2 separate regions of the Homo sapiens genome follow, and region 1 is linked to region 2. Evidence: read pairs that join two places in POLR2A ChIA-PET (ENCODE). Cell type or tissue: B cell. All regions are shown on one strand. Each heading gives the region's core, and the rest is flanking DNA. Links, peaks and the distances in the headings are about the cores only. Region 1 holds the start of LOC105376276 (a long non-coding RNA gene). Region 2 overlaps GAPVD1 (GTPase activating protein and VPS9 domains 1).

What was found. ChIA-PET counts read pairs that join two places held together with the same protein. Peaks named below come from ENCODE experiments on the same cell type or tissue, not always from the same donor. Only the 100,000 strongest peaks of a DNase experiment are listed, where the experiment ranks them.
Region 1: POLR2A ChIA-PET joins it to region 2 with 5 read pairs; 2 of 35 experiments call an interaction of 5 or more read pairs at or near these places.

The regions. Positions count from the first base shown.
Region 1 is chr9:126,511,441-126,519,636 of GRCh38, forward strand. It overlaps LOC105376276 (a long non-coding RNA gene), which reads left to right and starts at 5,021. Exons shown (of 2, transcript XR_930358.4): 1 at 5,021-5,241; 2 at 6,915-8,196. RefSeq lists a silencer at 2,926-2,985 and an enhancer at 5,661-5,750. In B cell, for the core only: a CTCF peak has its summit at 2,940 (motif pointing right); a DNase peak (open chromatin) is centred at 2,921; H3K4me3 peaks cover 733 bases; H3K27me3 peaks cover 1,863 bases.
Region 2 is chr9:125,314,313-125,330,268 of GRCh38, forward strand. It overlaps GAPVD1 (GTPase activating protein and VPS9 domains 1), which reads left to right. Exons shown (of 28, transcript NM_001282680.3): 10 at 7,121-7,250; 11 at 9,486-9,611; 12 at 12,104-12,277; 13 at 15,766-15,906. Among named protein-coding and RNA genes, the nearest start is that of GAPVD1, 60 kb to the left of the region's middle. In B cell, for the core only: no CTCF peak of the experiment used is centred there; no DNase peak of the experiment used is centred there.

The DNA of each region.
Region 1 (8,196 bases), core at 1,391-3,890, 1.2 Mb after region 2:
CCACTTCCCCAGTTACATGTTACCAGCCAGTGGAGCTGAGTCCCAGGGAACTATGAATTCCCAGGGGCAGGTGGAAGAACAGACATCAGAAGAGCTCATCCACCCAGGGAAGACAAAAAGCTGAGCAACCCACACCAGCAGAAGCAGAAGTCATAGACCAGCCAGAGCATGAGTTAAATATAAACAAAAGGCATCCTCCAAGAGATGTGGGAGGACCCTGGGAACATTGGGCAGGGAGAAGTTGTTTGGAATAAGAGCCTGTCAGTTTTGAAATACTGACAGACCTAGAGAGACAAAAACAGATAAGCCAGTAATTGCACTTGAAGATTTTAACACACCTCTCTCAGAAACTGTAGTCAAATTGCCAAAATATGAGCAAAGATATAAAATGTTTGAATAACCTGATTAACAAGCAGAGAACTTTCAACCTGGCATAGATCCCATATCCTTTCAGAATCAACTAAGAACTAAGCCACTAAACAAACCTCAATAATTTCCAAAGAGCCAACGTCATATCTAAAACCATCTCTGATCATACAATGAAAAAATAAGAAATGTAAAGCAAAATGATAGCTTTTTAAAACCACACATGATTGGAAAATGCACTACAATTAAATAAGAGGAAGCCATAAGGGAAATTATTAACATCTTAGAGGAAAATAATAATGAAATCACTACATATCAAAATTTGTGGGAGGCCAAGCATGGTGGTTCACATGTACTGTAATCCCAGTACTCCAGGAGGCCAAGGCAGGAGGATCAGTTGAGGCCAGGAGTTTGAGACCAGCCTGGGCAACATAGTGAGATCCTGTCTCTACAAAAAAATTCAAAAAAAAAAAAAATAGCCAGGCATGGTGGTGTGCTCCTGTAGTACCAGCTACTTGGAAGGCTGAGGCAGGAGGACTGCTTAAGCCCAGGAGTTTTAGGTTACAGTGAGCTATGATTGCACCACTGCACTCCACTCTCCTGGATGACAGAAACCCCATCTCTAAAAAATAAAAATAAAAAAATTGTGGGACACGATTGAAACGGTAGACAATGAAATTTACAGTTTAAATTTATCCAAAAGCAAGAAAGATTGAACATAAACAAGCTACGCTTTTAACTGAAGAAGATAGGAAAAGAGCAACAAGTAAGTGCAAAGAAATAGGAAATAATGATAAAAAGAATCGATGAAATCAAGCAAACAGAAATTATGAACAAAGTCAAAATTTGGTTCTTTGAAAAGACTAAAAGAGACAAACTTCAGACAAGGAGAAAGAAGAGGCAAATAAGAATTAAAACAAAAGATAACTGCAGATATAACAGTTAACAGGAATATTATTAGTAACCATGTATTAATTACCATATATCTGGAAAAATATAAAATGTCAAAATTGGTATAAGAAAACTAAATACCCTGGCACAGTGGCTCACACCTGTAATCCCGACACTTTGGGAGGCTGAGGTGGGTGGATCACCTGAGGTTGGGAGTTCGAGACCAGCTTGACCAACATGGAGAAACCCCGTCTCTACTAAAAATACAAAATTAGCTGGGCGTGGTGGCCATGCCTGTAATCCCCGCTACTCGGGAGGCTAAGGCAGGAGAATCGCTTGAACCTGGGAGGCAGAGGTTGTGGTAAGCCAAGATCGCGACATTGCACTCCAGCCTGGGCAACAAGAGCGAAACTCCGTCTCAAAAAAAAAAAAAAAAAAAAAAAAAAACATAGTCCAATTTTCAACCTTTTCCTCTATGATCGTTCTTTCTGTGTCTCGTTTAAAAATCTTTGCCTATCCTCCCAAACCCTTTAAAAAAAATGTTTGGCTTTTTTTCCTGCCAGTACCTTCCCTGGAAGATGAGTGAGGAAGGGTTTCTGGAGGAGGCAAGGTATGCCCTGAGCTCTAGAGGGGGCTGGACTAGGATGTGTTTCCCAGGGAAGGTAAGCAAATGTCAAGGGGGGAGGTATTTCATTGTTCACTGGGCATCAGCAAACGTTTACAGAGGACAGCAGGGGTAGCCTTCTGTGTGTCATCACCACAGTCCTGAAGTTAGGGATGGCCCATTTAGCAGATAAGGAAACTGAGGCTCCAGAGAGTGCTCAGAAGCACACAGTCAGACAGGGGCACCTCAGGGCCTCCAGCCCAGGCATGTCCAACTCCAGTGCCGCTCCTGGCGCGGCCTGGATTATGCACACCTGGAAGGAGGTGTCCTGTCCTGTGGGGTTAAGGTGAGGATGGCTCATGAGGTGAGACAGGCCCAGTTCAGGGCCCAGCTTAGTCACCTCCCTTGATGTGCCCCTGGGGCTCTGGGATAACAGCAGCCAGCAGCAACCAGGGCTTTCTGGAGGAGGAATTGAGCAAACCCATTACATACTTGGCCTGGGGCAAGGCACACGGCAGGGGTGGGGGATGCAGCAGAGGGCGTTTGGCCACGGGGAAGCCCCACCAGGCCCCTCCACGGGCAGGAAGGGAGACTGAGGGTCTGAGGTCGTGTGAGCTTCCTCCCCCTACCTGTCCCCTGGCCTTGTGCAGAGACTCAGGAGCACGCTAGCAATCTGCTTCCAGGCTAAGCACCAGCCCCAGTTAGCTCAAGAGAGCTTCCCGCTGAGGAAGAGGGATGATGTCGGGCCAGGTCTCCAGCACCCCACCTCACTGACTGGGGGGCGCTCCCTAGGGTGGGTCCTGGCAGGGGCCAAGACCACCTCACCTCCCGCAGGCCCAGGAAGAGGCACTTCGCAGCGAGGCAAAGCCCCTTGGAGTTCCATTGCCCAGCGAGAGGGCCCCAGGAGGTCTCTGGCCTGCTTTCTCCCCTGGAACCCAAGGGTTCTGGCACCTCCCTTTCTAGGTTGCCCAGCAGGGTGGACCTCCAGAGCCGCCTGCACGAGGCCCCTCCCACCGTGCCGCCCGCCCGGGACCCCGCCCTGCGCTCCGCCCCCAAACACGGGTTCTCACGCGGTCCGGCCGCGCGGGGGCGCCCGGCTCCCCGGCCCTCGCTGGGCCCTGCGGGAACGCCCCGGCCGCGCACTGGGGATGCTCGGACCCCAGCACACACGAGGCGGAGCTCCGCGGACTGGAGGCAAATCAATCCCTCGGCACCGCGCTACGGACGTGTGTTTGGAAGGAGGCTAGCCCGCCGCGCAAGTCCCCGCAGCGCCCCGCCGGCCTCCCACCCCCTGCGGCGTCCGGACCTCGTGGACCTGGGGTGGCTCCCATAGACTGCGGGGCCGGGCCCAGCCGCGCTCGCTTTGGTCGGGAATGCGGGTCGACTGGAGAGGCCCGAGCAAGCCCCCCAGCTCCACCCGCCCCTAAAGGGTGGGCTTGGGCAGTCACATCAGGAGCCTCAACATTCACATCCGGAAAATGGGAAGGTCAACAGTCCCTCCTTTAAAAGGTTTCTGAGAAAGTTAAAGATGTATCACTATTGCCCAGCTTCCAGTCCTTAGGCAAGCCACCTGCGCCCCTCCCTGAACCTCAACTTCCCCCGCTGTAAAATGGGGATAAGAAAAGTCCTCCCCTCAGAGGGCCATTGTATAATACGATGAGCTTGGCCCACGCTGCTGGGCACCCCCTGAGCTCTCAGTAAATGGAGCTATTGGGGTTATGCCCGCTCAGCAGAGGCCCCACCTGCAGTCCCAAGCCTGTGCCCCAAATCCCACGGGTTGCCATTTAGGGACCCAGGCCCCCCAGTTTGGGAGCTGGTGGCTTAGAGTGGGTGCTCCCTCCAGTCCCTGGCTGGAGTGGGGGACTCGCTGTGCAGCCACAGGTGTCTGGGCAGGAGGCTTGGCGGCAGTGCCCCTCCCCTGGCTGCCCTTCAGGGCCCGCTCTGGTTGAGCCACACGGCAAAAACACTCCGCTTTTTGACACCATCCAGAAAATGAAAATGTCCCAGGCGCCTAATCCTTCCCTTCCTTTTGGCAACTTAAACTGCCCTGAAACACAGCCAACATATTGAACGCAGTGTGAGCGTCCACGCCAGAGTGTAGGCCTCCCGCAAAGCCAGCCTTGGGGACTCGTGGAGCAAAGCCTCGTTCCTCTGTCAGACTCTGCCTTACTAGGTACGGAGTGACCCTGGCCCCCACCAGCCGGCATCTCAGCCGCCTTCAAACCCGCCGACCTGAGGGGCACGCCAGCAACTCTGACTTCCTTCCCAGCCAGGGCTGTGCCGCCCCCACTCCCCCCCAGAAAAATATTTGAAATGGTCTTTGACTGAAATGAGATTAATCCTCAGTTCCCTGACAGTGTCTTTGGGCATGTGTTTTTATAACCTCCCTTTCAAATGAGAACCATTTGTCGCCGGGAAGCTGGGGAGGCCCTGCCCCAACTGCTGGGCCAGACATCACCGGCACCTGATTGAATGTCACGGACAGTGCGAGGGGTCAGGGCTGAGGTGAGGGCCGTGTACTCAGGGCCAACTGTCCTCTGCTGGTCTCTGGCTAGGTCCCCATCTCCAGCCAGTGGCGTAAACTAGAGGATATGAATTCCAACCTGGATTCCCCTTACCACCACAATATGCCCTTGAGCCGGTGGCTTTGCCTCTCTGAGCCTCACTTTTCTCATCTGTAAAATGGGGGAGATGATGGTCCCGTCACTCAGGTGATAGACACAGCCTAGTGCCTGAAGACAATCCACACTTGATGTTTGCAAGGCTTTTGAACACAACCTCAGCTCCCTCAGAACTCCTGGTGGGAGGGCAGAGTACCCCCAGGCTGGGGCCTTCCAAGGGCCGCAAACGTTCATTCTAAATGTGGTTCGAGTCTCCTACTCTTCCAGACTTGGCTCTAAATGAGAGGCCATGTCGGCAAAGAAGCCGAGTTGCTGATGCTTGCCTAGGGAGAGAGCTGTGCGTAGAGGTGCCACCATGCAGGCTAATTAACTCTGAGCCCTGGCTCGGTGGCCTCCTCTCCCGGCACAATCCCCCGCCACCCCCACCACTCCAGGTCCTGTTTGAAGTCTGCAACACCCCCCCCCCACCGCCCCCCTTCCTGCCGTCCCTGCTTGCTGAAGCAACTACAGCCCCTTAGGGCTCAGCTGGGAGGGATTTATTGGAGAATTTCAATCATGGGGTCTTGGCTCAAACTTGTTGCTTCCTCAAAAATCTCCCCAGAAGTTGGCTACATGTGAAACTGAGGCATGAAGGAAGGACTCGGATGATCTCACGGTTCGGAACTCCACCTGGGCCTGTCAGAGAATTCATAGACCCTCACTTGGAGGAAGAGAGCACAGAACAGCAAGAAAGATGCAGGTTCCTGGGACGATGTGGAGGTACCGGGCTTGGTTCACTTTTAAGGAGCTGCTTAGAAATAGTGTTTCAGCTTTGACCACCACTCCCGCCCCCAACCATGACACTTGAGTGCAGGTGTCTGATCTCTGCGGTGTAAGCCCGCTATTGGTCTTAGGGTGGGAAAGTGTGGGATGGAATCCTGGTTGAGAGTCCTGAATGGTAGAATAAGGGACCAAAGCCATGCTGATGTGCCATTTTTCTTAAACTGTGTGGCTTCCCTCCCCAAAGACATTCCCTGGGCAGCTTTCAGGCTAAGGAGCCCACGCCCTTCCACGGGAGCCCAGCCAAGAAGGGCCCGGGACAGAGGCTCCATGCATGCTTCATTTTCCTTCCCCTCTGGGCAGGGCTGACTCATTCCATTTCTCTGAACAATCTTTGCAATGATGGATAAGCTGAGGCCCCAAATGCCGTGGCTCTGGAGAGAAAAACCATCTTTCGCAGTTTCACATAAGCCTCCCACTTCTTTCTTAACAAGTGCTGAAAGCGGCACAAACAGAAATACCCCGGACTCCCATGACCAAGGAGATGACTACATCAGGCTGCAGGGCTCAGGAATAGGAACTAGCGAGCCGCGCGGCCCCAGGGCGAGGTGTCCGATTCCCTCCCAGGATGCTCAGCCAACGGCGCTTTGAAGCCGTGGCTGAGGCTGCCGCACTGGGGAGGAGTGGGACCAGGGGCCGGGCCTCCCCTGCACGATGTCCACAGATTCACCGAGATAAAGGAACCGCAGCTTCATCCAACTTGTGCTGAATCGCTCTTTTCAAAAGCCCTTTCAGATGGTTTCACTTCTCTGCCCGCTTTGTTGAAAGATGTAAAAATTTCAAACCACCACAAAGTAAACATTTCAAAACCCTCTCTTTTCAAAATCAGTCACATTTTCAAAAATCTCTTGAATTCCATCCCCCGCGCCCCACTTCGTTTGCTGTCTTTGGAGTGTTTTTCATTAATTTAGAATCAGTCCAGGTAAAGCTGGTGTTTTCGAGCCGTGTTTTAACGGGCGGGAAGTGGCTTTGTTATTTAGTAGATGTGTTAGATAAGTCGATGTCTTGTCAAAATCAAGCAGGTTTTCTTTATTAGGGTGAGAGCGTAATGAACTCATCTGCTTCTAATATTTATAAAGAGAAGAGAGGCCATTAATTCTACTGCTTGTGAATAAAACCATCTGTGATTTCTTTCCATTTGATGGGTTTTGGTTTTAATATACATTTTTCACAAATAAGCACAGAGATTTTTTGGTGAAAATGTCACATTCGGAATCTCATAAAGAAAGAATGCAAAGAGGGGAAAACTAAATGTTTTGTTAGCTAAGTCATTTCTCACCTTGCAGAGTGGGGAACACTTGAGCCAACATTAGCACATTAGGTGATAGACTCGTCGTTCCCCGCTAATGCAATCCATGACATGTGACAAGGCAAACCTCGTCCGTTTTGAAGTTTGTTTTCCTTCGGGAATTACACAGTTCGTTTAACCTAATCTGTCCTGACACTTGAATTATAATATTATGAGCTTCTTCAGGGAAGTAAAACAGTAGTTGCCTGCTTAAAAGCAAAGCAGAAGTTAATAAAGTGGGCAAAATGTCAAGGAAAAAGGGCTAATCGAATCATGGTGTCATTCTCTAGAGAAAATATAGTCAAGTTGTATTTTTTTTTTCCAGTGGAAATCTTGGACGCCTAATGACATATTTCTGTCCAGGAAGAAATTTGAACTCTGAAGCCGAACTTGATTAAACCCCAAACCGAGAGACCTTGCCCAATGGGACCACTCCAGGACTTTGACTTCTGGGTGTCAGAGCTTAATTAAAATATTCATCCAGCTGCTCTCCACTCGCCAAGGGGGCCCAGAGGAATTAAACCAATAAGCTTAATTCTATTAGTTCACCTGCCTGTGTACATAGACATGCGGAAGACCATTTACTGATTCAGAAAAAAATCATCAGACCCACCCTATAAATTCAGCGTGGGCAGCCATCACTGCAACAGCAACACGGTCCCCCCAGCAAACGTAACACTCAGCAATCTCGACTCCTGTCTCCGAACACACACAGCTATTTTTAAGACTCTTCCAAGAAAACCAAAATGCTAAACGGGTCAATGTAAGGATTGATGTGCGCGCATGTGTGTGTTATGATTTATGTGTCGTTTATAATAACATGTAACATTTACTTTGTGCCACAATGCCAAGCCTTTCTCATTCGTATCTCAAGGAAACTGTCACTTCCACTCTAAAAAGTCAACACTATCATTACCCCCACTTGACAGATGAGAAAACTGAGGCTCCGTGAGATGAAATGACTTGAAGCCCAGAATTGTCAGACCACACAGTTGGCTGAGCATTTAACCCCTAGTAATGAGGGCTCTACTGAAATCCGGATCTTTGTTTTACATTGGAATTGATGTCTTGTCTGCCATGCACACACCTAGTGTAACATTTGGAAGGTACAGAAGCTATAAAGTGAAAAATCAGCCTCACATCATCCCCACCTCAGCTGCCTGTTCCCTCCCCCGGCAGCCACCGCGGACAATTTGTCTCTCCTTCTCGAGTGGAGGCTTATACCAGCCAATGTGGCTATGTCTCTTTTTGTAAAAACAGATATGGAGCATAACAGGTACGCTGTTCTGCAGCTTGCTTTTTTCATTTAATAATATATCTTGGGAGAGTTCTCCATCTCGTTCCTTTGAAGACTACACGTCATTCCATTCAATAGAAGGAGTACATTGGCCCCTATGGGATTGTTCATATTCAACCATTTTTGACCAGCAAAAAAAAAAAAAAAAAAGGCAATTTCACATGATTCTGCCTATATACCATAATTGTTTACCGAATCTCCTATGATGGGCGTTTGGTTAGGTGGTTTCACATCTTCTGCCCTTATAAACAGTGCCGTGATGAGTATCATTTGCACACACCAGTGGGTAATATCTGTAGGATAAATTCCT
Region 2 (15,956 bases), core at 7,225-9,724:
TTGGGAATCATTTTTAATATATTTGTAACAAAAAGCTTGGCTTAAAGGTGAATGAAAAGAAGGTCAGGCCTGGTGGCTCACACCTATAATCCCAGCACTTTGGGAGGCCGAGGTGGGTGGATCCCCCGAGGTCAGGAGTTCGAGACCAGCCTGACCAACATAGTAAAACCCCATCTTTACTAAAAATAAAAATTAGCTGGGTGTGGTGGCGCATGCCTGTAATCCCAGCTACTTGGGAGGCTGAGACAGGAGAATCGCTTGAACCCGGGACGTGGAGGTTGCAGTGAGCTGAGATCGCCCCATTGCACTCCAGCCTGGGCAACAAGAGTGAAACTCTGTCTCAAAACAAAACAAAACAAAACAAAAAACAGAAAAAAGAAACAAAAAGACAAGAAGAAGAAATCTTGACTCCCTAAAGATAGGAGTCTCTTCTCATAGAATTGTGAAATTGTGACCTCCTGAAAAAGTAGCAGCTTCTTTTTTTTTTTTTTTTGAGACGGAGTCTCACTCTGTCACCCAGGCTGGAGTGCAGTGGTGCGATCTCGGCTCACTGCGAGGTCCACCTCCCGGGTTCACGCCATTCTCCTGTCTCAGCCTCCCTAGCAGCTGGGACTACAGGCGCCCGCCACCACGCCCGGCTATTTTTTTGTATTTTTAGTAGAGACAGGGTTTCACCATGTTAGCCAGGATAGTCTCGATCTCCTGACCTCGTGATCCGCCCACCTCGGCCTCCCAAAGTGCTGGGATTACAGGTGTGAGCCATCGTGCCCTGCCAGTAGCAGCTTCTTATATTCAACAGTGATTGCTTGTTATTCAAGAAAATGGGCTAGAAAGAAGAGGCCAGTTTTAGTGATTGATAAAGTGATGGTGGTTGGTAAAGCTGTGTTTGGGACTATGACATGATACCCCATAGGGAAGAAGACCAACAATCTTCGAAACTCCATCCTCCACACACACACACAAATAAGCTGGCAAAAACTGTCAGAATCAACTTATTTGGAACTCTGGAATCTAATAAAAAACTTTTAACAACAAAGGAATGCTTAATGAAGAAAAAGACTGCTGAATTTTGTTAAGAGAGCTCTGTGATCCTACCCTGTTACCATCTTCAACCCCCAGCCCAGTGGCTGCTTTGAAGACAGCTTATATTACTGTGCAGTGTGCTGGTACTTGAGGGAGGAATGTGGACCTTATTCTGAAAGCAGCATGGTTGTGTATTTTGATCTGTCTGGTAGGTCCTGAAAGATCGTCTCAAAGGCTTGGCTTTGTTTTGCCTGCCTCTGATCTTTCCCAGGGCCGAGGCAGCTACACAGGTGGCATTTGTCAAAAGTATTGAAAAGCAGATATATTAGTTGCTTCTGCTTGCATTAAGGGATAACAGTCAGGGCAATCCGCATACAGATCCAAATGCTTATGAAGGAAGAGGCTTGGGAAGGAGACACCAGGGGGCACAAAGGCTTTGAAAAGCTCCCACGTGTTCTGGGGAATCTACCAGGTTGTACACATACCCAGGGCTGGTCATGTGCTCAGGAAAGACCCTAGAAGATCCAAGCTCTCACTGCTGGGTAACCTTCAGGCTGAACCCAAGTAGGAAGTGAAGGCTAAGGTACAGTTGCAAACTGCCTGGCTAAGTGTTGAAGTTCCCCAAAACAGAGCCAATCTTCAAAGACTTGGAAATGTTTTGTTTTGTTATTCCAGGTGTTAAATCTGCCAAATCACGTGCTCACCACTAAGCTAACAGAACAGAAACTTCAGAGGCCACACATGACAGAAAATTTAGAGAGATCATTAAATAGTCACTACAACAAGCAGCAACAACCAACTAGGGGTTAAGGGTATATAATCTGATTTCCAGAATTGCCACTTTGTAACATTTATTTGTTTATTTTTTATTTTAATTTTTTTATTATACTATAAGTTCTGGGATACATGTGCAGAACGTGCAGGTTTGTTACATAGGTATACATGTGCCATAGATCTACATTAGATATTTCTCCTAATGATATCCCTCCCCTAACCCCCTACCCCTGCGACAGGCCCCAGTGTATGATGTTCCCCTCCCTGTGTCCATGTATTCTCATTGTTCAACTCCCACTTATGAGGGAGAACATGCGGTGTTTGGTTTTCTGTTCCTGCATTAGTTTGCTGAGAATGATGGTTTCCAGCTTCATCTGTATCCCTGCAAAGGACATGAACTAATCCTTTTTTATTGCTGCAAACCACTATGGCACATGTATCCCTGCAAAGGACATGAACTAATCCTTTTTTATGGCTGCATAGTATTCCATGGTGTATATGTGCCACGTTTTCATTATCCAGTCTATTGTTGATGGGCATTTGGGTTGGTTCCAAGTCTTTGCTATTGTGAATAGTGCTTCAATAAACGTATGTGTGCATGTGTCTTTATAGTAGAATGATTTATAATCCTTTGGGTATATACACCCAGTAATGGGATTGCTGGGTCAGATGGTATTTCTGGTTCTAGATCCTTGAGGAATTGCCACACTGTCTTCCATAACAGTTGAACTAATTTACACTCCCACCAACAGTGTGAAAGTGTTCCTGTTTCTCCACATTCTCTCCAGCATCTGTTGTTTCCTGACTTTTTAATGATCACTTTATAATATTTAAAATGTCTGCTTTTCAGCAAAACTTATGAGGCATATAAAGAAACAAAAATATGGCCCTTTCACAGGAAAAAAGTTAATAGAAAATGTCCTTGATGGGCCAGGCGCAGTGGTTCATGGCCGTAATCCCAGCACTTTGGGAGGCGAAGGTGGGCTGTTCATGAGGTCAGGAGTTCGAGACCAGCCTGACCAACATGGTGAAACCCCGTCTCGACTAAAAATACAAAAATTAGCCAGGCGTGGTGGTGTGCACCTGTAATATCAGCTACTCAGGAGGCTGAGGCAGGAGAATCGCTTGAACCTGGGAGGCGGAGGTTGCAGTGAGCCAAGATTGCGCCATTGCACTCTAGCCTGGGCAATACAGCGAGACTCTGTCTCAAAAAAAAAAAAAGAAAACGTCCTTGATGGCCGGGCGGTGGCTCACGCCTGTAATCCCAGCACTCTGGGAGGCTGAGGTGGGTGGATCACCTGAAGTTGGGAGTTTGAGACCAGCCTGAGCAACATGGAGAAACCCTGTCTCTACTAAAAATACAAAATTAGCCAGGCCTGGTGGCACATGCCTGTAATCCCAGTTACTCGGGAGGCTGAGGTAGGAGAATCGCTTGAACTTGGGATGTAGAGGTTATGGTGAGCTGAGATTGTGCTGTTGTACTCCAGCCAGGGCAACAAGAGCGAAACTCTGTCTCAAAAAAAAAAAAAAAAAGAAAAGAAAGAAAAGAAAGAAAATGGCCTTGATGAAGCACAGACATTGGACTTACTCAAGACTTTAAATCAATTTTTTTTTTAATATACTTAAAGAGCTATGGAAACCACGGACAAAGAACTAAAGAAAACCAAGAGAACAAGGTCTCACCAAATAGAAGATATCAATAAAGGGGTAGAAATTACAGAAGGAACCATATAGAAATTCTGGAGTTGAAAAGTATAATAACTGGAATGAAAAATACACTAGAGGGGTTCAACAGCAGATTTGTACAGGCAGAAAAATCAGTGAACTTGAAGATGGATCAATTGAGATTATCTAGTCTCAGGAGCAGAAAGATTACAAAAGACAAAGACATTATATGTTGATAAATAGTCATTAAGAAGATACACCCAGCACTTTGGGAGGCCGCTCTCACTGCAGCCTCCGCCTCCCCTGTTCAAGTGATTCTCCTGCCTCAGCTTCCCTAGTAGCTGGGACCACAGGCATATGCCACTATGCCCAGCTAATTTTTGTATTTTTAGTAGAGACAGGGTTTCACTTTATGTTGGCCAGGTTGCTCTCAAACTCCTGACCTCAGGTGATCTGCCCACCTCAGCCTCCCAAAGTGTTGGGATTAGAGGCGTGAGCCACTGTGGCCAGCTAAAGTTTTTTTAGCACTCAGATTCTGTGGTTTTAGTTTAATCCAGAGTTTGCAGATGCTCTGATTTAGAAGCATGAAATTAGATTTTCGTATTTTATACTCCAGTGTGTATTTTGTATTTTATACTCCAGTGTGACTGACTTTGTACAGTGGCTTTCTGTATGGCGTCTCAAAATTGCTTGCCTTTGGATATGATTTGGAAAAAATATCTTCATTGTGTTATATAATCCCTTTTCTGTTAATTCACGTGAATCTCCAGACCTTGAAATGATTTTTCTCCTGATGTTTTAGTTTCACATCACTCACTATGGTGAATAGTTTAAGTTATCTAATTTAAAATATTTATGTTGGCCAGTTATGGTGGCTCATGCCTGTAATCCCAGTATTTTGGGAGGCTGAGGTGAGAGGATTGCTTGAAACCAGAAGTTCAAGACCAGCCTGGGCAACATAGTAAGACCTTGTCTCTACAAAAATAAAAAAATTTCCAGGGATGGTGGCTCACACCTGTAATCCCAGCGCTTTGGGAGGCTGAGGCAGAAGGATCCTTGGGTCCAGGACTTCAAGACCAGCCTGGGCAACTTGGCGAGACCCTGTCTTAATAATAAATAGGCCAGGCGCAGTGGCTCACACCTGTAATCCCAGAACTTTGGGAGGCCGAAGCAGGCAGATCACTTGAGGTCAGGAGTTTGAGACCAGCCTGGCCAACATGGTGAAACCCCATCTTTACTAAAAATACAAAAATTAGCCGGGTGTGGTGGCACATGCCTGTAATCCCAGCTACTTGGGAGGCTGAGACAGGAGAATCGCTTGAAACTGGGAGGTGGAGGTGGCAGTGAGTCAAGATCATGCCATTGCACTCCAGCCTAGGTGAAAGATTGAGACTCTGTCTCAAAAATATAATAATAATAATAATAATACGAAGAACTAAAATGAAAAAAATTAGCTGGGCTTGGTGGTGTGTACCTGTAGTCCCAGCTACTCAGGAGGCTAAAACAGGAGGATTGCCTGTGCCTAGGGGTTCAAGGCTGTGGTGAGCCATCATTGCACCACTGCACTCCAGCCTGGGCGACAGAATGAGTTCCATCTTAAAAAAATTTTTTTTAATAAAAATTTTATGTGTATTTAATTTTTTTTTTTGAGATGGAATCTCCCTCTGTCACCCAGGCTGGAGTGCAGTGGTGCAATCACAGCTCACTGCAACCTCCACTTCCCAGGTTCAAGTGATTCTCCAGCCTCCTGAGCAGCTGGGATTACAGGTGTGTGCCACGACGCCTGGCCTATGTCTATTAATTTCAAGCAAATAGGGAAAAAAAAACTTTTTTTTTTTTTTTTTTGAGATGCAGTCTTGCTCTGTCACCCAGGCTGGAGTGCAGTGGTGCAATCTCAGCTCATTGCAACCTCCACCTCCCGGGTTCAAGCGATTCTCCTGTCTCAGCCTCCCAAGTAGCTGGAATTACAGGCGTACACCACCACACCTGGTTGATTTTGTATTTTTAGTAGAGATGGGATTTTGCCACGTTGCCCAGGTTGAACTCCTGACCTCAGGTGATCCACCGGCCTTGACCTCCCAGAGTGCTGGGGTTACAGGCATGAGCCGCCACCGCTCCCAGCCAAAAAACCTGTATTTAAAGGCATCATGTGTAAATGTATAAAACCATTTCAAAACCTTTAATTTACTCAGAGCCAAAACAGCAACCAAGAATTTTTTTTTTCTTTCTGTTTAAAAATCATTTATCTTTTAGCTGACAAAATTGTATCTATTTATGGTATACATGTTTTGATATACATTGTGGAATGGCTGAATCAAGCTAAATAACCTGTATCGCCTCACATATTTTTCATTTTTTGTGGTAAGTTTTTTTCTTTGTAAGTGAGGGTACTATTCTTCCTTCATATTTCAGCAACAGCCAAGGGAGCCAAGGCCTCTGAGTTCAAGTCCAAGGTGTACCTAAAACATGCTATGTGACTTTCAACAAAGCACTTAATTCTTCATTAAGGTGGAGATATACACACAAAGCTGAGTTGTGAGGCTTGTAGGGAGTAGTGAGATGTAGTTATGTTATTTGGAAGTCATCTGGCAAATGGAAAGCATATAAAAAGGCCATCAGTCTAAGCTGGAGATGTCTGTGAAGTCATACTTTAGTTTCTGGTGTGGACTTTTGTGGCCCTGTATGTATGTTGTGATCAAGTGGACGTTCAGACTAGATGGATTAAATCTTGATGCCTACAAAATAACATGATTACACGTTTTCTTCTAGTTGAATTTATTTACTTTTATTTACTTTAAATTTTATTTAAATTTTGCAAATTTAGTATGTTTAAAAATTTTATTTATTGATTTTTTATTTTTATTTTTTTGAGATGGAGTCTCACTGTATCGCCCAGGCTAGAGTGCAGTGGCGCGATCTCGGCTCACTGCAAGCTCCGCCTCCCAGGTTCACGCCATTCTTCTGCCTCAGCCTCCCGAGTAGCTGGGACTACAGGCACCCACCACCAAGCCCGGCTAATTTTTTTTGTAGTTTAGTAGAGATGGGGTTTCACCATGTTAGCCAGCATGGTCTCGATCTCCTGACCTCGTGATCTGCCTGCCCTGGCCTCCCAAAGTGCTGAGATTACAGGCGTGATCCTCTGCGCCCAGCCTTGTTGATTTACTTTCTTTAAATTTTGCAAATTTAATACGTGACATGACAACTGTTTTATGTGCATCTTTTTACTTAATTCTCAACAATTACATGGCATACATACTGTTACTGTCACCATTTTATAGATGAAGAAACTGAGGCTTAGAGAATTTCAATAACTTGCCTATCCAAGGTTACATAGTTGACACATGACAGAATTAGAAGGACCAGCGTGCTGACACCAAAGACTTCTGATTTGTATAATTCTCACCACTACTCATCTGGTAGTCTGGTTGCCTGTTCTATCTGTAACACTCGTAGGGTAATGGAAAGGCATGGCTTCAGCTGCTTTAATTTATATACTTTTATTCCACAGGTATTTAAAAGCTTGACAGACCTTCTAAATAGGTTTGTAGTTAAAAATTGATAATTTAAGATTAAGGAGTTAAATATGCATTTGCTGTGGTTTGTTTCCTTATCAGTAATCTTTCCATTGATAAACCAAAATTGACATTTTATTTTTTAGGTCCTAAACATGCAGCTTTCGGATGGAGGACAAGGAGATGTCCCTGTTGATGAAAACAAACTCCATGGTAAACCTGATAAAACCTTGCGCTTTTCCCTCTGCAGTGATAATCTGGAAGGAATATCTGAAGGTGAAGGGTTACTTCATTCAAGGAGTTGTGTGGTTCAATTAATAGTTTGTTTTGTGTTTTTTAAAGGAGCTTATAAATTATAATTATACCATCTGTGCTTCTCACTGAGGAGACTAATGAAGATTTCCTCTAATGAGCCTGAACAGTTGGCTGTAAAGATTGTTTCCTGAATAAAATTAAAATTGCAAGATGCCTTTGGTCATATAAAATGGAGAAGATATGTCTTTATTCAGACTTAAATAGAATAACAGCAAGTTCTGTTTCTGCAGTATTAATATATACCAAAGCTTATAGAGCTCCTTTAGAAGGATATCATGCATGTCGAAACGGGAAAAAATGGACTTACTAGTATTTCAATATGTTGCACATACTCTTAAATGTTCTGTATTCCTTTACTCACACTCACACATACCTTTATGAAGCAGAAGACAATGGAAATAGGTATTAAAAAGAAAATTCAAAGCCAAGATTGTGAAATGAGAATATGTCATTTTGCCTACTAGTACCAATTTTTTTTTTTTGAGACAGAGTCTCGTTCGTTGCCCAGGCTGGAGTGCAGTGTCGCAATCTCGGCTCACTGCAAGCTCCGCCTCCCGGGTTCACGCCATTCTCCTGCCTCAGCCTCCTGCATAGTTGGGACTACAGGCACCCGCCACCACGCCTGGCTAATTTTTTGTATTTTTAGTAGAGACGGGGTTTCACCGTGTTAGCCAGGATGGTCTCGATCTCCTGACCTCGTGATCCGCCCACCTCAGCCTCCCAAAGTGCTGGGATTACAGGCGTGAGCCACCGCGCCTGGCCCCGGGTTTTTTTTTATTTAAAGACAATAGTTCAAATTTACTGACATTTAAAAAGAAACCTAAAATATAATAACTTCATATTTTAATCTGACTTTTCCAAAAAAATGACATGTAATGTATGTTCATTCTACAAAACAGAGAAATAGAATCACCTATAATCTCAAAATTTTGTTGATAGCAGTTGACGTTTTAGATTATTCACAGCAAAATTAGGTTTATCCTGTTTTGTAACCTTTTGTAATTTAATAATATGGCATTAACATTTCCCTTTGTAATTTAACATTCTTAAATAACATGGTTTTTATGGCTGTTTTCCTTAACCTCACATGGCATATCATAATTTTTTTCAACTTTCTTCTGTGATTAAATCTATAGATTTCTTCCACTTTTTGGACATAATAACTTCTGGGCTGGGCGAAGTGGCTCATGCCTCTAATCCCAGCACTTTGGGATGCCGAGGTGGGTGGATTCACTGAGCTCAGGAGTTTGAGACCAGCCTGGGCAACACGGTGAAACCCCATCTCTACTAAAATACAACAAATTAGCTGGGTGTGGCAGCGTGTGCCTGTAGTCCCAGCTACTCGGGAGACTGAGGCAGGAGAATTGCTTGAACCAGGGAGGCGGAGGTTGCAGTGAGCCAAGATGGTGCCACTGCATTCCAGCTTGGACGATAGAGCGAGACTCTCTCTAAAAAAAAAAAAAAAAAAGAAGAAAAAGCTCTATAACAAGCAACTTTAGATTAATTATTATTATTATTTTTTGAGATGGAGTCTCACTTTTGTTGCCCAGGCTGGAGTGCAATGATGCGATCTCAGCTCACTGCAACCTTTGCCTCCCGGGTTCAAGCAATTCCCCTGCCTCAGCCTCCTAAGTAGCTGAGATTACAGGCATGTGCCATCAGGCCGGCTAATTTTTATATTTTTTGTTTTGTTTTGTTGTGTTGTGTTTTGTTTTGTTTTTTGAGATGGAGTCTCGCTCTGTCGCCCAGGCTGGAGTGCAGTGGCGCGATCTCGGCCCACTGCAAGCTCTGCCTCCCGGGTTCACGCCATTCTCCTGCCTCAGCCTCCTGAGTAGCTGGTACTACAGGTGCCCGCCACCACGCCTGGCTAAATTTTTATATTTTTAGTAGAGGCTGGGTTTCACCATGTTAGCCAGGATGGTCTCGATCTCCTGACCTCATGATCCACCCACCTCAGCCTCCCAAAGTACTGGGATTACAGGCATGAGGCATTGCACCCAGCAGATTAATTTGTTATTAGCACCTTAGGATAAATTCCTAGAAGCAGAATTTCTCAAAGGGCATGTGTTTTTTTAAGGTATAAAAAGTATTAAAAACACTTTAATCAGTTGTTAGTCTTTTATCAAGGCATGAAAAATTGTGTGGTGGCTCATGACTGTTTTAAAAAGATTGCTCACACTATAAACATTTCTCTAGGTCCTTCAAATCGCTCCAATTCAGTGTCCTCCCTAGACCTAGAAGGAGAGTCTGTGTCAGAACTTGGAGCAGGACCTTCTGGCAGTAATGGAGTTGAAGCTCTACAGCTGTTAGAACATGAGCAAGGTAAAGTGAAGTTGAACACAGTTGCCTAAGTAGCAAAGAATTTACCTGATTGCAAGATGAGCAGTGTGTTTTCATTAAGTTGGCTTGGTTCAGTAAGAGATTAAATCACCATTAAACTTAACATTTATTCATCATTCCTTCAGTTCTTCAAAATCTATTTAGTTGGTAAGTGGATTGTTTAGGCTTAATAAATTAATATAAATTACTTGAAATTCAGTAATATTTGATATTTTAATTATGTAATATTTTAGGGATACAATGTAAATACTCAAGGCTCAAGGAACTTAGAATAGGGAAAGAATAGTACACAATTGATTTAAAGTATCATGAAAGTATTTGGCAGTTCTGAGTGAGAGATACATATGGTTGAAAGTATAGGGAAAGCTGCTGGGCCCGGTGGCTCACACCTGTAATCCCAGCACTTTGGGTGGCTGAGGCGGGTGGATCACCTGAGGTCGGGAGTTCAAGACCAGCCTGACCAACATGGAGAAAGCCCGTCTCTACTGAAAATACAAAATTAGCCAGGGTGGTGGCACATGCCTGTAATCCCAGCTACTCGGGAGGCTGAGGCAGGAGAATCGCTTGAACCCAGGAGGCGGAGGTTGCGGTGAGCCAAGATCGTGGCATTGCACAACAGGCTGGGCAAAAAGAGTAAAACTCCGTCTCAAAAAAAAGAAAGTATAGGGAAAGTTTATTGGAAGAAAATATTAGCCTTGAGGGCTGGCTGGCATTGCCTTGGCAGAAGTTGGAGATAGGTCATTCTAGGTGAAGGACAAGCATAAGCAAGTCAAAGAGGTGGGAAGCCATAGTACTTTTTCAGGTATCAGTTAGGGAAATGGAGTGAGGTAAGGATTAAAAAGTAGGTGGATCCCTGTTGTGGAAAGAAGGATATCAGTATTTTAGTAGTAAGCTGGAAGCCACTGAAGGCTTTTGGTTCAGTGAAGATGAGGAAGTGAGGTGCCTTAGGAAGATTAAGTTGAAAGAGTTTTTTGGATTTGTTCATTTAAGATGATGCCCTTGGCCAGGTACAGTGGCTCGTGCCTGTAATCCCAGCACTTTGGGAGGCTGAGGCAGGTAGATCATTTGAGGTCAGGAATTTGAGACCAGTCTGGCCAACATAGTGAAACCCCATCTCTACTAAAAATACAAAAATTAGCCAGGTGAGGTGGTGAGCACCTGTAATCCCAGCTACTCAGAAGGCTGAGGCACGAGAATCGCTTGAACCTGGGAGGCAGGGGTTGCAGTGAGCTGAGATCGCACCACTGCACTCTAGCCTGGGCGACAGAGTGAGACTCTGATTGAAAAAAAAAAAGATGGGCCGGGTGCGGTGGCTCATACCTGTAATCCCTAGCACTTTGGGAGGCCAAGACAGGCGGATCATGAGGTCAGGAGATCAAGACCATCCTGGCTGACACGGTGAAACCCTGTCTCTACTAAAAATACAAAAAATTAGCTGGGCATGGTGGCAGGCGCTTGTAGTCCCAGCTACTCGGGAGGCTGAGGCAGGAGAATGGCCTGAACCCGGGAGGCAGAGCTTAGTGAGCAGAGATCACACCACTGCACTCCAGCCTGGGCGACAGAGCGAGACTCCATCTCAAAAAAAAAAAAAAAAAAAAGATGATGCCCTCAACTAGGTTTGACACAGTGATTTTAGCATGCATAAGAATTACCTGGTTAGCTTTTTAAAAATTCCATTTCCCAAGTCTTACTTCTAAAAAAGAAGTCAGTTTTTAGAAAGAAAAAGAGTATTGTCATTGGAGTGTGTGTGGCTTGAAAAAAGTAATGCTGTATTTTACTGGATTTGTTTATCAGTGTATTAATTAGGATTAAGTTTGTTGCAAGCAGCAGAGAAAACTCAAGTAATAAAGTAGTACCTCCTTATCCATGGTTTCACCTTCCATGGCTTCAGTTACCCATGGGCAAACTTGGTGCAAAAATATTAAATGGAAAATTTCAGAAATAATTCATAAGCTTTAAATTCTGTGCCATTCTGAATAATGTGATGAAATCTCACACAGTCTCACTCTATCACATCCAGGACATGAATCATTCCTTAGTTCAGTGTATCCACATATACACTACCTGCCTATTAGTCACTGCTTATCAGATGAAAACAGCATGGAATATATAGGATTTGGTACGATCCGAAGCTTCAGTTATCCACTGGAGGCCATTGCATAAGTGGAGGAGGAACTTTCATATGAGCTTATGAAAGAAGTTGAACAAATGTCACCTCTTTAGCAAACTTCCTGGGAGATTCTGAGATAGGTGGTTGGCATATGCAAAATGCTAGATTAAGAAGTGAATTGATAGGCCAGGCACAGTGGCTCACGCCTGTAATCCCAGCACTTTGGGAGGCCGAGGCGGGCGGATCACCTGAGATTGGGAGTTCGAGACCAGCCTGACCAACATGGAGATAAAATTCTTTAAAGTTGATTAAAAAGTCATAGCTGTGCTACTATTTTAAAAGTGCTTAATTTTGTTTTTGATAGCTACAACACAGGATAACCTTGATGATAAGCTAAGGAAGTTTGAAATTCGTGACATGATGGGATTAACAGATGATAGGGACATATCAGAAACAGTGAGTGAGACCTGGAGTACAGACGTCTTGGGAAGTGACTTTGACCCTAATATTGATGAAGATCGCTTGCAAGAAATTGCAGGTAACTGCCATTTAATGTCTCTGAAATATCACGGTTTAGTTATTCAAATCCACCAACCTTTCATGGGAGGGAGCACCAGTGCCCTGACAAACATTGTGTGTGTTAGCACCATCTGGGAAACTGTTATAACTGTATGGAACAAGGCATTTGGGTACTTTTTTCTTTACTTAAATATAACTAGTGTTTTTCCTTTCTACATTTAATCCCACCCCTTACCCATCCTCCTCCCAGCTGCCCAAAAAAAAAAAAGAAAGAAAGAAAAACCAGTGTTTTGAATTAGCTTCTGGTCAAGTGTTGTTTGCAGGGCATAGTATAAGTTCTTAGTCTGTCTCTAATTAGTATATTCTCTGTTTGAAGCCAAACACCTAACCTTAAGATGAAAATTCTTATAGATTATAGCCATAAAATCTTTCACAACAATATGATACTGCTGTTCTCTAAAAAAATGAATTCACTTCTGGAAGAGTTAATTCAGTTCCTAAGGGTAACCAGGTTTTTCTTTTTCTTCTTCTTACATTTTTATTTATTTTCAAATAGAGACAGGATTTCGCTTTGTTGCTCAGGCTGGTCTTGAACTAATGAGCTCAAGTGATCCTCCTGCCTTCTTTTTTTTTAATGTGAAGTTTATTCAGGTGCTATGTATATACACTAAAATTCGCTCCTTTTTGGATACTGTTTTATGAGTTCTGAAAGATATATAGTCTTGTAACCCTCATCTTCATTTTGTTTTTAAATCATGGAAAATTTATTGATATGTTTATTTTTCTTCAACTTTTATTTTAGGTTCAGGGGGTACATGTGCAGATTTGTTACATGGGAAATTGTTAGAGCAAATTGTATGTTGCTGGGGTTTGGTGTACAGATGATTTTGCCACCCAGGTAGTGAGCATAGTAACCAATAGGTTTTTTTTTGTTTTTGTTTTTTTAATTTAAGATAGAGTCTTACTCTGTCGCCCAGGCTGGAGTTGCAGTGGTGCGATCTCAGCTCACTGCAACCTCTGCCTCCCTGGTTTAAGTGATTCTCCTGCCTCAGCCTCCCGAGTAGCTGGGACTGCAGGTGCCCACCACCACACCCAGATAATTTTTGTATTTTTAGTAGAGACGGGGTTTCACCATATTGGCCAGGCTGGTCTCGAACTCCTGACCTCAAGTGATCCATCCGCCTCGGCCTCCCAAAGTGCTGGGATTACAGTCATGAGCCATTGCTCCCGGCCTAAATCATGGAACATTTTAAACAAATACAAGAGATGGTGGTATCATGAACCCAGTGTACCCATCACTCAGTTTCAGGAGTTAGACCCACATGGCCAGCTTTCTTTCATCTGTTCTCCTATCCACTACCCTCTTCTCTCCCCTCATTATGTTTAGGCAAGTTCCAGACATTATTTTATTTCTAATTATTTTATGATATAGCTTTAAAAGGTAACTTTTATTAGTAACTTTTTTTCTAATTTTTTTTCATGCCCTGAAGTAGAATTATTCTTTTATTAGGTTTAATCCAAAGTAGTGAAGCCTTTTGAACTTCAGTGTTTTTAACACAGACGTATAATAATGTTTAATACTTTCGATTTGTATTTTTAAGTAGTGCAAATAGATTTCTTTTTTTTTTTTTTTTTAAATTTATTTTTTTATTGATAATTCTTGGGTGTTTCTCACAGAGGGGGATTTGGCAGGGTCATGGGACAATAGTGGAGGGAAGGTCAGCAGATAAACAAGTGAACAAAGGTCTCTGGTTTTCCTAGGCAGAGGACCCTGCGGCCTTCCGCAGTGTTTGTGTCCCTGATTACTTGAGATTAGGGAGTGGTGATGACTCTTAAGGAGCATGCTGCCTTCAAGCATCTGTTTAACAAAGCACATCTTGCACTGCCCTTAATCCATTTAACCCTGAGTGGACACAGCACATGTTTCAGAGAGCACAGGGTTGGGGGTAAGGTCACAGATCAACAGGATCCCAAGGCAGAAGAATTTTTCTTAGTGCAGAACAAAATGAAAAGTCTCCCATGTCTACTTCTTTCTACACAGACAGGGCAACCATCCGATTTCTCAATCTTTTCCCCACCTTTCCCGCCTTTCTATTCCACAAAGCCGCCATTGTCATCCTGGCCCGTTCTCAATGAGCTGTTGGGCACACCTCCCAGACGGGGTGGTGGCCGGGCAGAGGGGCTCCTCACTTCCCAGTAGGGGCGGCCGGGCAGAGGCGCCCCTCACCTCCCGGACGAGGCGGCTGGCCGGGCAGGGGGCTGACCCCCCCCCCACCTCCCTCCCGGACGGGGCGGCTGGCCGGGCAGGGGGGCTCACCTCGGGAGGCCGAGGCTGGCGGATCACTCGCGGTTAGGGGCTGGAGACCGCCCGGCCAACACAGTGAAACCCCGTCTCCACCAAAACCAGTCAGGCGTGGCGGCGCGTGCCTGCAGTCGCAGGCACTCGGCAGGCTGAGGCAGGAGAATCAGGCAGGGAGGTTGCAGTGAGCCAAGATGGCAGCAGTACAGTCCAGCTTCGGCTCCGCATGAGAGGGAGACCGTGGGGAGAGGGAGAGGGAGAGGGAGAGGTGTAAATAGATTTCTTAATTGGTTTTACATTACTTTGTTCCAGATGCCAAAGTGGTATTGTTCTTGGCAGTTAGCTGTATTTGCGCAATAAGCTGTATTTGCAGTTGAGTGAGTGCTATGAAGATGTGTATTTTCCTGTGAATGTATCTTATTGCCCTGAATAGTGACTAATATGCTGGAAGAAAAAATATTTGGCCAGCATAACATTCTGTGGTTAAACTCTCAGTGTTTTTAATCTTTGTAGGGCTATAAATTTTAGAACGATATTAAGGACCCCTGTAAAATTTGCTGAGAAATCAAAGCTAAAGCTGTTGAAATTACTTGACTTAATGATGTGTGTTTTCTCTATGGAGAGTCAAAGGTGAACTGGAGGAAACTGGTGAAAAGGGTATTGTGCCATTGTGACCAAAGTAGGAACTTGTGTTTTTAGTGGTGTGCTTGATTGAAGTTATTCTTACTTTGGCCTCTTTCTTGTAGGTAGAGAGGAATTTGGTGGTTTTTTTTTTTTTTTTGAGACAAAGTCCCAAAATGACACGGCCATTTTTATTTTTGAGACAGGGTCTCACTCACATTGACCAGGTTGGAGGGCAATGGCATGACCTCGGCTCACTGCAGTCTCTGCACCCCCTGCAACCTCTGCCTCCCGGGTTCTTGTGCCTCAGCTTCCCAAGTAGCTGAGACTACCGGTGCACGCCACCATACCTGGCTAATTTTTGTATTTTCAGTAGAGACGGGGTTTCGCCATGTTGGCCAGGCTGGTGTTGAACTCCTGGCCTCAAGTGATCTGCCTGCCTCAGCCTCCCAAAGTGCTGGGATTACAGGTGTGAGCCACCGCGCCCAGCCAGGAGATTTTGTTAGCTAGTGTTTGGCTTTTCTCCACTATCACTGCACTTTCCTCCAGGATCTTTGTTAACCCTTTGCTTCCCACTGGTTATACAGGTGCTGCAGCAGAGAACATGTTAGGCAGTTTGCTGTGCCTCCCAGGTTCAGGGTCAGTGCTTCTTGACCCCTGCACTGGTTCTACCATATCAGAGACAACAAGTGAAGCTTGGAGTGTAGAGGTATTGCCAAGTGACTCAGGTTAGTATGCTGTCATTGTTTGCTTTTTCATTTATACAGAAGTTTTAATT